2 separate regions of the Homo sapiens genome follow, and region 1 is linked to region 2. A link is a loop called in an ENCODE intact Hi-C map of the cell type or tissue named here. Cell type or tissue: B cell. All regions are shown on one strand.

What was found. Peaks named below come from ENCODE experiments on the same cell type or tissue, not always from the same donor. Only the 100,000 strongest peaks of a DNase experiment are listed, where the experiment ranks them.
Region 1: a loop joins it to region 2, with 3 times the contacts of the local background. A loop is called at or near these places in 1 of 110 quality-filtered maps.

Annotation. Positions count from the first base shown.
Region 1 is chr1:219,401,974-219,406,973 of GRCh38, reverse strand. It overlaps a transcript of LYPLAL1 not described here. Among named protein-coding and RNA genes, the nearest start is that of LYPLAL1-AS1, 150 kb to the left of the region's middle. In B cell, no CTCF peak of the experiment used is centred here; no DNase peak of the experiment used is centred here.
Region 2 is chr1:218,508,704-218,513,703 of GRCh38, reverse strand. LINC02869 (long intergenic non-protein coding RNA 2869) reads right to left here and starts at 3,609. Exons shown (of 3, transcript NR_146760.1): 1 at 3,517-3,609. In B cell, no CTCF peak of the experiment used is centred here; a DNase peak (open chromatin) is centred at 2,033.

The DNA of each region.
Region 1 (5,000 bases), 890 kb before region 2:
ATGCTCACAGTTGTCTGCCTCCAGATTCAGTTATATTTGAGGTACTCTTTGAGTTAAGATCCTTCTCATTTTATACCACTTGCAGCTGAACACACTCCCCACTAATTTACCTTGTAAGGTGAATTTCACTTAAAGGAAGAACACATAAGTCAGGGAATGACACATAATAGTAAATGCAGGGTTTTTTTTTCTATTTATGATATAGATTTATACAACTGCTATGTTCTTGACATTGTACCAATTTCAAGGTACAAATAAGACATAATCCCTAAAAGCATGGGTTACAAAATCTGGGTTCAGCATAGGGTTTCATGATAAACAAACAAACACAAATTGTTTTTTATTGTATTTCCTTCTTCTTCACATCTTGTGAATCTAAGAAAAATATCAGAATGTTCGTTTCAGCTCAATTTTTGAAGAGTACAATCTCTAAGTAAAAAGAAACTGTAAATGTTTATAAATGTAACTAGAGCCTAGTAGAAAATAAAGCCATGCAAGTGTGTTTAGGTCCTAATCTTATTAACCAGATTAGTGACACACAGTCTGCCCAAAGTTAATGAAAGCAGTGAGGTTCTTTGACTTCAGTAGATACACACCTGAACCACAGAGATAAACTTGCTTCAAACCTGTGCGATATGTTTTTCTAAGCATAAAATTGAGCATGATAGCTCCAATTTCAGTCTCAGTTTCAAAGCTTCCCTTTCCCGAATAAGAGGCAAACTGTCACATTAAATTTAGCGAATTAAAATCAGTTAACTTGAAAAGCTCTTGGCCCCAATGCAGAGAAAATTGTTTGCATAATAATAACTTATTTCCTTTTTTAAAAGGCGGACTTCTGCCTGAATGCTTCTATAAACTTTTAAGAAAATGGGATTCTCAAATCTCAAGCGTATTGGGTTGCAGTTGGCACTTGAAGCTGGGGACATGCAGAGCTGGCTAATGTCAGCAGCTGTAGGACTGTCAAGAAAAATAGGTGGAAGGGACACTTTTATTATAAGTAGACTTGCAAGGCATTCCAACTTTCAGCTGCTCAACCCAGTATACCAAACACCTCTGACTACCTCAAGTGTGGCCTTGCTGAGTGCTTCCATATTTAGGGGTTATTAGACAGGACTGAAGCAAGTGACCTCTAATGAGGAAGCAATCAGGGCAGGCTCTGACCCTCCTCAGAGGTACTGTAATGAACTGGCCTTGGAAGGTCTTTGATGCTGCCTTTGCATACTGTATATGAGCTTTCTGCTCAGTCATTTCCTCTGCGCTCTGGTAGCACAGCATGAAGCCTGCTATTAGAAAAAAGGTTTATTGCTACCTTGCAAACATTTATTGGGTAATATCTAAAACATGGTGTCAAGTTATAGTAATGCGCTGTTCTGGGAAACTTTTTGAGAATTTTAGTGTTTCAGAAGATGGTCCTTTGAGAATTCTTCTGTTTCAGAAATGAAAAGTGGTAGATATATACGTGTGTGTGTATAATATGCTCATGTATCCTCTGATTACTTGCCAGAGATGTACCATTTTTCTTTCAAGGGAAACATCTATTCCTAAGATAGATTATTCTTGAAATTTTCAAAGAGTATGCCTCAGAGAACAAATATACAAATTTACCATTTGTCTGCAGATATTATTTGCCTGTGTTTATGCTAGGTCACTGACACCACACACATTTTAATCCCCAAGGGAATTTATTTGGTGGTGTTATCTACTCAACCAAGCTGAAGCTTATCTAGTTCACAAGAAAATAGTCAATATGAGCTCCATGCAGACTTATGCTGTTAATGCAGAAGAGGGAAAGAGAATTTACCTTTAACTGTTATGATGAAAATGTGTACAATGACACTTAACTATGGCATGCAAATCCTCTTTTCCTCCCCCACAGGTATCTGGAAAGTACCTTATACAGCTAGGTGCTTAGAAAATGTTTATTGATTAAATAGATGATGATTAACAGATTAATAAAAGGTGAAAGTTACTATCTATGCATTTTTTTCCAGTTTGATGTTCAAAAACTTACCAATGGATGGGGAGTTGCTTTTCATAAACAATTTATAAAGCACTGTCCTGGATGAAATTGTAAAAAGGACGTGGTGTCAAAGATGACTCAGTGGAGTTGAGGTGAAAAATGTGTAATGAGCAAATCATGGTAATTGGGATATCCATCACCTCAAACCCTTATCATGTCTTTGTGTTGAGGACATTTCAAATCTTCCCTTCCAGCTATTTTGAAATATACAACAAATTATTGTTAAGTGTAGCCACCCTAGTGTGCTACTGTACACTAGGACTTACTTATTCCTTCTATCTAACTGTATTTTTGAACCCATGAACCAACATCTCTTTGATTTCCAGCCTGGGCTTTGGTGTCCCTTTTTTTGTGTGTTTTCATAGGGCCCTATATTTATATTATTTGGGCTCAACACATTGCAAAACTGCAGAGGAGTTTACTATTATGCACATTATTATTCTATATTCTGTCACTCTAAGAAACAATAAGTGACCATCTGAAGAGACCATCTTCTAGCACCAAAATATTTAAAGATGATTAAGAATAAGACAAGGGTCTCCTTATTTACAAAATGACATAATTGAAAGGACTAGATTATTAGCAACCCCTCTGGAAAAGGATTACTCTTTTGGATTTTAATTACATAACTAATATATCAACTGAAGTGCTATGCCCTGACGTGTGCTCCCCTCAGCTTCACGATCCATATGTTGAAACCCAACCCCTTAATGTGATGGCATTTGGAGATGGGGCTTTGGAGATATTAGTTAGGTTTAGATAAGGTCATGAGAATGGGGCTCTTATGATGAGATGAGCACCTTCATAAAAAGAGACACGAGGTATTTCTCTTTTCTCTCTTCTCTCTCTCCCTCTTTCCCTCCCTCCCTCTCTCCTCCTTCTCTGTCTTCCTCCTTTATGTGAGGACATAGCCAGAAGGCAGCTGTGTCTGCAAGCCAGGAAGAAAGCCCTCACCAGGAATCAACTATATCAGCACCTTGATCTTGAACTTCTATCCTTAGAACAGAGAGAAAATGAATTTCTATTCTTGAAGCCACCCAGCCTACGGTATTTTGTTATGGCAGTCAAGCTGAATAAGATATATATCTACACTGAGACCATTAAAAGTAGTTCCTGATTGGCAGAAAGGTTGTATATATAAATGGCTCATTGAAAGTTCTCACTGCATGGATGAGAAATCTCAGATTGAGGTTCTTAAATTTTGAAAAATAGAAATAAAGGAATTAACGCAACAGTCTTCTAATCTTTCTGCCTTCAGTTTTTGCTCCCTTTGACTATTCTCTGTACACTGCATCCAGAGGTTATATTTTGACAGGGAAATTCAAATGATGTATATTATTTTTCTACTCAAAATCTCCCCACTGGCACCCTATTGTCCTAAAGCATAAACTGCTATTGCAGTCAATTCACCTGAAATAAGCTCTCTTCCTGCCGCGTCTTTTACATAGATTGTTTACTCCTCTTGTGATCCCAGTTCCCTGCTTCTCCCTCTCCTCCACACTTTTCAATAATTAAATTATACTCAGCGTTCAGAATTCAGTCAGGATATCCTACCTTCTTTGGTCAGCCCCCCAGGGTTTTCTGAAAGCTGGGAAGAGGCCCTCTTCTGCAATCCCCATGCACTGTAGACACATCCCCTTTAGGTCCCTATGTTGTGAGTGACTGTTTTCTTGTCTGTCTCTGCCACTATATTATGCACTCTTAGAAGGCAAGGACTACTTCTCTTCATTGTATACCTAGAACTTAACCCAAAAACTGGCATGTGCATGCACCCAAGTTTTCACTGAGAAAATAATTGCATGAGTCACTTGCTTTCCAGGTCTTTCTGACTACTATGATGGTGATGACTTGTAGTCACAACATGAAATTGGTTTCTGCCCCTGAGGATTGTATCTCTCTACTTTGCATGACCCCTAGATTTCAATCCCTCTTTATTCTCTCCTGATCCTTGGGTTCCAGTAATTCTCTGGGTTTCAAATATAAGCACAGTGTGAGGAGCTCTTCATTCTTGACAGAACTTTCAGGCAAGAAAGAAATAGATTCCTGGGAATATCTATATTCCCTCTGGCCCTATTCCTTACTCCCAAAACATAATAACCCTTTTCTTAGGTTTTTTCTCTCTACCTTTTTACTTCTTCCTTATTCTCACGATTACATGAATTAACTGCCTACAGAGTATGAATTCAGACTGAATTAATATGTATTTATGTGACATAAAAGATCTCTTTCAGTACTTCTTAATCTTACCAAATGATGCATACTATACAATAAAAAATTGCAATTTTTTCATTAGCTTTTTTTTTTTTTTTTGGTTTCTGGTAGGGTTTTCCTTTAGTGGTATTTTAGCAAGTAATACAATCCAGTTATTTTTAAAAGTATATTAGTAGAAACTCACCAGAAGTCAATATACTGGTCCAAGAATAATTAACTGATTGACTTTATTGTTTATGAAACTTTGTAATGTTCCTTTTGATGTGAATGCTTATCTTAGGGGGAAATGCACTTTTCAAATATAAATGATCATGTTTAAACAAACTGCTTCTAGTTTCAAATATGGCACTGAAAAACAAAATAAAATAAACACTCAATTTTTATTTAAAATGGTGGGCAATTTACTTTCTTTTTTGTTTGGGATCTGATTCAAGAGCCTCAATTCAGCTTATTGCAGAACTAACTAAACTAAACCTCAAAGGAAAAATTTTAAAAATGATTTTTATAGCAATGACATCATTATATAAAATGTTGGCATTTCATATTTTCCAAACAGAAACTTGGAAATAACAGAATACAAGTTAAATAAAACAAATTGAAACTAATCCAATTCTCTGTTTTTCTTTCCCTTTTTAAAAACCAAGCTTTTTATTGCCAGCTTTTACTTTGCATAATAATATATGATGAATTGTCCAAGAAAGACCCAGTGGGTACATTTCTCTTAGAAATAAGCCTCTCTATGCAATAGGAGGCCAAGTTCTAGGGCAAC
Region 2 (5,000 bases):
TTGAGCCACCACGCCCTGCCGGAAAATGCATATTTTCAAATTATGCAAAAGATCTATGGATCACTAAACATCTATGGCAGCCAATGGCTGCCCTGATGCTAATTCCTTGAAAATAGGGTGGCTCTTGGAGAAAGCATTGAAGACATGAAACTCAGAATTAGAAATAGCTTCAGATTGTACACATAATTGCCTTTGGCTGCCAACCAAAGGCTTGTGTGTTCAGTGAGGGGAGTATTTTTGATCATCATCAAGCCATATTCATGTCTGCAGATAGAGATCTCCACATTAAAGAATTTCAGTCTCAGGGTTTAGACAGATGGCTATGCAGGCCAGTCACTATAGTAGATAAGAGAGTTATATCTCGGACTTGGCTCAGGCAGAAAAGATTTAAGTATTGTACTTGTTCAACAGAAAACTGGATATTAATTAGCCATTTATTGTGTGCTTTATGTATACAGAACACTTACTGGTTATAAGAGGTAGTTAAAACAGCACTCACTTTTGAGTAGCTCAAAAATTCCACTAAGATGTCAAAAACAACAAATAAGCAATTAAAAAGTACAAAGGAAGACGTGAGTACAGAATGAACTGTCTGAATTGAGTAGCATTATCTAAGGAGTGACTGGAAATAAATTATGTTAGTGAAGGAGAATGCAACTAAAATATAAAAAGTTAACAATAAGGAAAGGAAAATAGAAAGGATGATGATTGAAGACAGGAGGAACAAATGATATAAAGAATATGGAGAAGCCAGGCACAGTGGCTCACATCTGTAATCCCAGCCCTTTGGGAGGCCAAGGTGGGTGGTTCACTTGAGGTTAGGAGTTCGAGGCCAGCCTGGCCAACATGGTGAAACCCCATCTCTACTAAAAACAAAACAACAACAAAAAAAATTAGACCAGTGTGGTGGCAGGCACCTGTAAATCCCAGCTACTAGAGAGGCTGAGGCAGGAGAGTTGCTTGAACCTGGGAGGCAGAGGTTGCGGTGAGCCGAGATCGTGCCACTGCGCTCCAGCCTGAAAGACAGAGTGAGACTCTGTCTCAAAAAAAAAAAAGAAAAGAAAAGAAAAGGAGATGGAGAGTATCAATCTACTTGAAATCTACAGAAAACGGATCAATTTCTAAAGAGAAATGGAAAAGGACCTGGAAAGGTCAATGAGTTGGTAACCTTGAGTTCTGTTATCTTAATTATTTAAAGTAGACATTCAGAATTCAATACAGAATTCTGGATAGCATAATGCCTTGATAGAAAGTATGCTTGAAGACAACTTCCTGTTGTGTATCAACTAAATAGAGCTATAGGAGAAAAACAGCCCAACTCTGTAAAAGGTTCTACACAAATGTTGAGAGCAAGAGGGTCGCCATCTTGCTTTGTGGTTGTGGAGTGCAGGCAAAGGAGAGAGGACTGAAGAAATGCACAGAGAACAGTGAACAAACCATGCAGAAGAGCAGCCAAAACCCAGGGCTTAGTTAGGTTGTCTTAACCCTAGCTGCACAATAAAATCACCAAATAGACCAGGTGGGGTGACTCACACCAGTAACCCCAGCACTGGGAGGCTGAGGCGGGCGGATCACGAAATCAGATCGAGACCATCCTGGCTAACACGGTGAAACCCGTCTCTACTAAAAATACAAAAAAAAAAAAAAAACAAACAAAAAACAAAACAAAAAAAAAAACTGGCCAGGCATGGTGGCAGGCGCCTGTAGTCCCAGCCACTTGGGAGGCTGAGGCAGGAGAACGGTGTGAACTGGGAAGGTGGAGCTTGCAGTGAGCCAAGATCGCACCACTGCACTCCAGCCTGGGCGACAGAGCGAGACTCTGTCAAAAAAAAAAAAAAAAAAAAATCACCAAATAACCGACCCAGACCAATCAAATTCTAGTCTCTCCAAGCTGAGATGATATTAGTCTTTTTTTAAAAAAACTCCTCACACATTTCTACCATGCAGCCAGAGTTAAGAAGCACCAGCCTAGTGCCCAGGAACACCGCAGCGGCAAAGATTATTAGGAGTCAATGATTTTATTAAACTGACCTGTTTAGTGAGATGGTGGCAAATTCTTTCAAGGTAGATTATCTGTAGGGAGAAGGAAGTATGGGCGTTCAAGGCAAGAGATAGAAAGTGGAAGTCATTAACTTACAGGGGATTTTTCTTTTTTTTTTTTTTTTTTTGAGATGGAGTCTTGCTCTGTCACCCAGGCGTGATCTCTGCTTACTGCAACCTCCACCTCTCGGGTTCAAGCAATTCTCCTGCCTCAGCCTCCCAAGTAGCTGGGACTATGGGCATGTGCCACCAAGCATAGCTAATTTTGACTTACAGGGGATCTTTAAAGCTGTGTTAGCAGGTACCTCTAAAAGACTGCAGAGAGAACAGAGAAACTAACACAGATTTGTGGACCACTGCTTCCATGGTTTATCAGAGTAATGAGTGGATTATGGGTAAATAAAATGGGAAATCAGCAAACAGGAATCAAAAAGCAGGGGCAAACCGTCAGTCATCAATCACATGCAATGAAAAGATCCCTTGTCAATACTGAACTCTGACTTTTTGCATTATTTTCTTCCTTCCCTCCCCTTCTAAATGGGCTTAGCTTTACCAGGTAGTCTCCTAGCTTTGTAGAATTTTTCCTATAAAATGCTTGCCAAAAGAAAGAGAAACACTTGCCTACCTTTTCATGTCTGCCCTTAAACATGTGAGTGGCACTCCAAGTGGTATTTTCCTCCGTCTCTGCTCTATTTTAGCTGACTGTTTCCTGCTGCCTGAAATTAGCCTGCCCCTAACTGTATAGATTACTTAGGTATGGCTTGCCTAGAGTAATAGATCCTAGTATTAAAAACTTTTGAATAATTCCTATCCACTAAAGTTATTTGATTTTAATTGAACTGAGCAGAATAAACTGACCTCTTCCAAATATTAATAAGTCAGATTGAATGAATCTTTCTGGGTTTTATTCTGCCTCTTAGCATCAAAGCAGAATTTTCCAACTTGAAAATCTTAAAAAGAGACCCTCAGTTATAGTCCGCTTTTAATGCCTGCTTAACTCATTCTGAAATAAATAAGTGGTAAAAGGAACAGGACTACCATCATCTGCTTAGGTTAATCATTGGTAGTGGAAAAAAATTGCTGAGTCAGCCACAGTGATGCTGTGCTGGTTAAAGTCTCACAGATCCTCACAGTTAATGACCATGATTGGTGAAGCAGTTCTCCAATATCACCTTTATTGTCTGTATGAAATCCTTCATATTTTGTAAGAGATGTAATTTCACTCTGTGTTCACATGGTATTGTCAACCACCAACAGTCAATGAGAGACAGATAACATAAGATGGACAGAGGTGGAACAGAGACGATAGAAACAGAAACCAGGGCCACGTTGTGGGAGAAAGTACAGCATGGGTTAGTTCCATAAGTGGTCAGTTCAATCGTGAATATTTTTACTTTATGATCACTCGTTCTTCTCGGTGTAATCTTGTAACTTCTGGGACTCACACAATTCATTTTTTAATGAAAATGTACTTACATTGTCTTATATATTGTAGTATTTGCATTTTTGAGTATATACTTCTTGATTCTGTAGTTAATTTCATCAAACATATCTTTCTGATATGACCCCTGTTTAAAAAAAAAAAAAAGTGAACCTTTTGAAACTCAAGCCTGATCAAGCTACTTCTTGCTTAAAATACTTCAGTGGTTTTCCACTGGTTTTTAGGAGAAACACCAAAATCCCTAATAGGGCCTACAAGCCAAGCAGTGTGTGGCCACTGCCTGCCTTGGAACATACTCTACCTTGTCCTTTATATTCCAGAATTTGTAAAATGGCTGAGTAACAAGTTTAATCACATTATTACATGATGTTCTCTCTTGTTCTCCCAAATTTTCATGTAAAAATTCCTTATACAGTTATAATGCACCCTAAACACAAGGTATTAGTTAAATTCTTATATATTCCATATTTTTATATAAGACTTTTAAAAAACTTTCTCAAAAAGAACTTTTCAATTAAAAATCATTTTCTCACACAGTAGATTAGTCCTTAGGCAGACTGTTCGTGTTGCTATTTAAAATGCCATCTTTTTCTTTGCCAATTTTGTTTTGTTTTGTCTCCCTCACCATCTTTTCACTTCTCGTTATCTCCTGCAGCACTCAAACTTGTTGCTAAAATTTGGTGAAAATGTTTGACAAACTCTATCGTGAATAACAAGTAGATCTTATTAAATTTGAATTCTGAAGTCTGATCTTGGGTGACCTCCTTTCTCTAAGCGTTCATTTTTCAATTATGCCAGACTGGGGCAGGGGAGAGGGTAAGAGGTAGTATTTATTTCCTATGATTACACAAGTAATTTATTCTTTGTAGAACATGTGCAAAGACTAAAAATACACAAAGAAGCAGAAAAATAGTCCATAATCTTAACACTCAGAGACAACCAATGATAATACCCTGGTGTATTGACTGCTCCCACTCTGGTGCCAGTCACCAGCACCTCACACTGAAACCAACCCAATAGTCCCATAGATCAGCAGTCCCCCAACCTTTTTGGCACTAGGGACTGGTTTTGTGGAAGACAATTTTTCCACAAACCATAGGGGGTGGGCAGGGGGAGTGCCGGCAGGTGATGGTTTCAGCATGATTCAAGCACATTACATTTATTGTGCACTTTATTATGCTGGGGAACTGTTGGCATAATTGTGTTTTGAAATGTGAGAAAGGTGAGATTTGGGAGGGACCAGGGGCAGAATGATATGGTCTGGATCTGTGTCCCCACTGAAATCCCATCTTGAATTGTAATCTGAATTGTAATCCCCACCTGTTGGGGAGGGAACTCATGGGAGGTGATTAGATTATGGGATGGTTCTCTCATGCTCTTCTAATGATAGCAAGTGAGTTCTCACAAGATCTGATGGTTTTATCAAGTGTTTTTCCACCTTTGTTTGGCACTTCTCTCTCGCCACCATGTGAAGAAGGACACATTTGCCTCCCCTTCTGCCATGATTGTAAGTTTCCTG